2 separate regions of the Homo sapiens genome follow, and region 2 is linked to region 1. The links are chromatin contacts, found by Hi-C or POLR2A ChIA-PET in ENCODE. All regions are on one chromosome and are shown on one strand. Each heading gives the region's core, a stretch centred on a gene start or an enhancer-like site at or near the end of the contact. The rest is flanking DNA. Distances are from core to core; before and after follow the strand shown. Region 1 holds the start of CREBL2 (cAMP responsive element binding protein like 2). Region 2 holds the start of APOLD1 (apolipoprotein L domain containing 1).

Region 1 (2,700 bases), core at 176-2,675:
TGATTCCTTAAAATAAAAAAGTCCAAATCCAAAACAACCTGAAACATCAATAAACAAATCTTTGACCATCCCTATCTTCAGGAAATAAAACTAAACAACACTAATGTGGGTAGATGTAAAGAGAGAAAGGCGGCCAGGCGCGGTGGCTCACGCCTGTAATCCCAGCACTTTGGGAGGCCGAGGCGAGCGGACACCTAAGATTGGGAGTTCGAGACCAGCCTGACCAACATGGAGAAACCCCATCTCTACCAAAAATACAAAATTAGCCGGGCATGGTGGTGCATGCCTGTAATCCCAGCTGCTCGGGAGGCTGAGGCAGGAGAATCGCTTGAACCCGGGAGGCGGAGGTTGTGGTGAGCCGAGATCGCGCCATTGCACTCCAGCCTGGGCGACAAGAGCGAAACTCCGTCTCAATTAATAAATAAAGACAAAAAGGCTATACATAGATAAACTATTTGGATTAACCAATAATGAACATTATCTATTATTTTATAATCATAAAGTAAGTGATTTGGACAGGGAAATTGGATGGTGATGGGCTATTAAAGTTAACAAGAGGAAAATCAGTATTTTTTTAGAGAAGGCTTTCTAGTGGAGGTTAAACTCCACACTGGCCAAATAGCAACAGGAGCTTAGCGGTGTTCCAACCAACCACAGGAAATAGCTCAGAGGGGGAGTGAACTGATTATATGAATGGGGCATTGAGTAAGGGAGCCTGAGAGAAGGGGAATCGTCAAGGGGAATAAGGCTGGTTCAGCGTGCACTAAAGTCTCCAAACTGGAGAGAGGAGGCAGCAAAAAAGTGCAAGAAGAAAAAGTACAGTAGTTTCTTATCTCGACAGGCAAGTTAAGGACTAGGGGTTGCACTACCTGGAAAGCTAGCAAACGCCCTGGGAGTGAAAAATTTCCAGAGAGGGCCCTTCCTGGAAAAACGCAGCCCCGGTGTTCCCTGATTTCCTGGCTGGGTACCATCGGGCAGTGGACTGGAGAGGCGCAGGGATGTTTTAGGCAGGTGTCTCTTGGGTGTTGGCGTGGACTACATAGCGGAGGTTCAGCCGCGGGACTAGCATTGAGCGACAAGAAGGCGGCGGCGCGTGCAAACCACAAGACTTACCTTACTGTCATCCATCGCGGCAGACAGGCCGGCCTGGCCAGGCACTCCCTCCCGGAGCCCTCCCCCGGCTCAGCCGGCCTGGCCCGGCCCCCGCCCCGAGGAAGAAGGGGATATGGTTCTGGCTGCCTCCTCCTCTCGCCTAACAGTTCGCTTCCCTGATGCCAGAGTCACGGGGACGAGGGACCAGTTCAGGAATGGCAGAGCGGACCCTGGAGGCGGCCCCAAACGCCTCCCTTCGCCGCCGCCGCCTCCTCCTCCCCCTCCATGACAGTCTCTGGGTGTTTACAGACGCTCTGGAGAGCCGCCGAGACCGGAGGGTGGGCGGGAGCGCTGCACACGGAATGGCCCCTTCGGCTGCCGTAGCACCGCGGCATTCTGGGAATTGTGATTTTTCTTATCACAGTCTCTGCGCTACTGACTGGAAAAAAAACTACGATGTCCACATAGCCTCATTAAGGGGCAGCTGTTTTCCTTTTGCCTACTAGCTAGCGCTGAGGAGGCGGGGCTGGGCTGGAGGCCCAAAGTGCGCCTGACCTGAGGTTTTGGCTCCTAAGTGCCAGGGCCTGGAATGGCGGGGACGGGAGTTTGGTGCTCTGCGGAGGCAGCCCTGAAGGCGGGGTGCCGGAAGCAGGCCCTCCTCTGGGACGCTGAGGAAACCCTAAAGGTTCTTTATTTAAAAAAAAACGAAAAACAAAAACTAAGTATGTAAAATAGTGCAGCTACTTTGGGAAGAAATTTGGCAGTTCTTCAGAATATTGGCCACTCCCATACCCAAGAGAAATTAAAACGAGTGACTACACAAAAACTTGTATATAAATGTTCTTTCCTAGCAGCATTATTCATAATAGTCAAAAAGTGGAAACAACGCAAATGTCCTTTACTGGATGAATGGATAAACCAGTGTGGACTATACAAATTAAGAAATACTGGCCAGGGGTGGTGGGTCACGCCTGTAATCCCAGCACGTTGGGAGGCCGAGGCGGGAGGATTGCTTTAGCCCAAGAGTTCGAGACCAGCCTGGGCAACATAGCAAAACCTGTCTCTACAAAAAAATACAAAAATTAGTCGAGTGTGGTGGCACATGCCTGTAATCCCAGTTACTGGGGAGGCTGACATGAGAGGATCACTTGGGCCTGGGAGGCAGAGGCTGCAATAAGCCAAGATTGTACCACTGCACTCCAGCCTGGGCGACAGAGCCAGACACTGTATTTAAAAAAAAAAAAAAGAAGAAGAAGAATGAAAGAAGGAAGAAGAACGATGAAGGAAGAAGAAGGAGAAGAAGGAAGAAGAAAGAAGAAGGAAGAAGACCCATATAGTAAGATGCAGTCTCTACAAAAAAAATTAAAAATTAGTTGGGTGTGTTACAAAAAATTTAAAAATTACTTGGGTGTGGTGGTGGTGCTTGTAGTCCTAGCCACTCGGGAGGCCCAGGTGGGAGGATCGTTTGAGCCCTGGAGTTGGAGGCTGAAGTGAGCTGTGATCACGGCACTCCAGCCTGGGCAACAGAGCAAGACTCTGTCTCAAAAAAAAAGGAAAGAAATATTATTCAGCAATGAAAAAAAATGAAGGGATATACACACTTCAATA
Region 2 (2,700 bases), core at 114-2,613, 170 kb before region 1:
CGCAGGCGCAGCACCTGGCCGTGCAGCCGGCCTCGGCGGTCCAGCAGCAGTCCCTGGAAGCGCCGCAGCGCGTCGGGCCCATGCGGCTCCCGGGCCGCCGGCCTCTCCATTCCCTGCGGGGACATAGACACGCGGTCAGCCTGGAGTCTCCGTGCCAGCCGCCGCTCCCGCCCTGCTGCCCGGACGCCAGCGGGAACTTGGCACGAGTTCAGCGGAGCAGCCACTGCCACGCTAGGGGAACGGGTCTGTTTCCAGTGGATCATGAGACGAGTTCTCAAAGACCTGTTCTGGAATCCGGGGGGAGCCACACAAGTTCTCAGGACCTTATCTCTGCATATGGAAATAGGAATAATGCTATCTTCTGCTTCTCTCCCAGGGAACGTTAACGATGGGCTTCATCAGCTATGTGTTAAATAAGATTTAAACTGGGAGGGGCGTGGTATTAGAAGGCTTCTCCAGTACTGAGGCCTTTGCTCTACTTAAGATAACACTTTGTAAGTGGTGGGTTGTACAGTTTACAAAGCCCTTTCATCATGTGAAAATTGGATCCTAGGAGTTTTGCAACACACTTTTCTCTCTCTCTAATGAATGAAAAAGACTTCACCAAAACCTCAAAAATCGTATTTTCTACCAAGCAGAAGAAACATCTAAGTTAGATGCTTGCCTGAAGCAACTCTTCTGCTTGTGATTCTTCCAGGCTCTTTTCTTAGAATCAAGCCTAAAATGAGATTTGCACTGTTTATTCTAACTAGGGCTCCTTGGATCTTCAGAAACATCAGTCTTTGCTGGGTGCTTGATTTAAACTAAGTCACATTAAATTAATACCATTATGTCTCTTTGTTATGAAAGTTTTCTTTTAAAAATGAGTAATGGTTGAATAAAATAAAGTGGCCAAAATTTTTGTTCAACAACTTCTACCACGTTGAAGCCAACTGAAGATGACTGACAAAGATACGAACAAGTTGTACATCTTGGGGGAAAAGTATATTCATCCTAGTTGCAGATTCCCACCTTCATGTCCACTGTACTCTTCATTATTAGGAACTTCTTAAAAGTGGCAAATGAGCCATAGAAATAGAGCATTTCAAAACTGAGCTATCAGGGCAGAAATCATTCTCATCTGGAAGAATTGCCTGCATCAGACATCAGATTCTAGAAGCAGCTGATTCTTCACAGAGCCCAGTCTAGAATCCTCATCTCCTTATTCACAGGACTTAATTTTACTTCCATGCTTCCATAATCCAACCCACCAGGGATAATTTTCCAGGTGAAAAGAGAAAATGAGAAAAAGTCATCCCGAATATATGCCTCAGGGTTCCCCACTTACCATTCACTTCTGTCTGCCTCCAGGAAAGTAAAATCTGAGGCTGTTTCTGGATGAGTGTGCTTTATAGTTCCAGAGAACCAATGGCTGCCCTGGGAAAGCCTTGTCTCATTCTGAGAATTTGCCATTTCCTGTCATGACCCCTGCTGCCTTCATCTAGAAGGACGTGACATGGTGGAAAATGACCTGCCAGCACAGCACATCCCGTATTTAGGAAACGAACATTGTGTGTTCGCTTTCCCCTGAACGCAGGAAGAGAACCACAGGCTCTTCCCTAACTTGAAACAAGTGTGTTGTCATTCTCCCAGTGGGATACCCTGCCTTTCCTGAGAATAGCTAATGACGCGATAGAGAAGGCCTTCAAACGCACCCCAGGCTGACCAATTATAGTGTTTCTTGAGGCCACCATTACAAAATCATATTTTAAAAGAAAAGGGAGGGGGTGGAAAACCCTCATATCTGACATAGCCGCTCATACTCCACTGCTGTATTTTTAAAAGCGTTGTGAATCTGTGAGTGGCTGGAGCCTGGGATCATTTGGCATGCAGCGGGTACCCTGCAGTCCTAAGAATGCAAGGCCACACCCACAGGAAGTGCTGCGTGCAGTTTTGGGCATCTCCAGCTGTGGAGAAGACATTGGCGGTCTCAGAAAGGGCACACTCCAGGTCACATGCATCAGAAAAATCAGTGGGGTCAGGCTGCATGAGGAGCTAATTGTACACTTTCAACCACAATAGGGCATTGGCTTCCCAGGTTTTCATTTGAAGTAGCAATTGTAGCCCATGTGATAGGGAAATGAGTGGATTCTGTCTACAGGGTCATGAGGCATGGGCTGAAGGGCAATTATTTTGATAATTCAGCACAGAAAAGTGAATGTAGCTTCTGTGGACTTGCTGCAGACCAGACCAGATGGAACATAGATATCTCTGGGGCATTCAGAGGTGGTTGGAGCTCAGCCTAGGAATTCAGTCCTACTACATGTCCCCAAATCCATCCATCGTCCTTCTAACCCTCTCCTCCAGATAAGGAGGGCCAAATTCGTTTCTCACTTGAATAAGGATTATCTCAACTCTCTGGCTTACCTGGAAAGCCTTAACAGCCGTATCATTCTGGAACATGATTAAATCCCCCACCTTTATGACTATACTTTGTATTTATCAACACAGTATAACAACAGTAGCAACAGAAAGGACAACCATAGTCCTTTCAAACTTGATTATTCTAGATTTGGTCCACTTCCAAATATTCTTGTTACAGCTCCTCAAAGGATAGCTGTAACCTCAATCTAGATGCCTCCAGTGTGTCCTTTTGAGGTTAGAAGTGGAAGAATATCCTCCTCTATCTCCATAGACATGGTCACTCCAAATGGGATGTGG

What was found. A loop is a pair of places that touch in the nucleus more often than their neighbours do. ChIA-PET counts read pairs that join two places held with the same protein, here RNA polymerase II (POLR2A). Pooled maps may share reads with other maps.
Region 2: a loop to region 1 is called in a map of gastrocnemius medialis, with 8 times the contacts of the local background. The contact joins the promoter of APOLD1 here to the promoter of CREBL2 in region 1. A Hi-C loop is called at or near these places in 1 of 168 maps with a recorded cell type or tissue (gastrocnemius medialis) and 10 of 50 pooled maps. POLR2A ChIA-PET finds 5 or more read pairs at or near these places in 2 of 52 experiments (Caco-2 and GM12878).

What each region holds. Positions count from the first base shown.
Region 1 is chr12:12,610,601-12,613,300 of GRCh38, reverse strand. It overlaps CREBL2 (cAMP responsive element binding protein like 2), which reads right to left and starts at 1,425. Exons shown (of 4, transcript NM_001310.4): 1 at 1,114-1,425. The coding sequence starts at 1,128. RefSeq lists a silencer at 1,072-1,371 and enhancers at 1,532-1,581, 1,632-1,711, 1,305-2,056.
Region 2 is chr12:12,784,322-12,787,021 of GRCh38, reverse strand. It overlaps APOLD1 (apolipoprotein L domain containing 1), which reads right to left and starts at 1,363. Exons shown (of 2, transcript NM_030817.3): 1 at 1,328-1,363; 2 at 1-113. The coding sequence starts at 1,330. RefSeq lists a silencer at 1-76.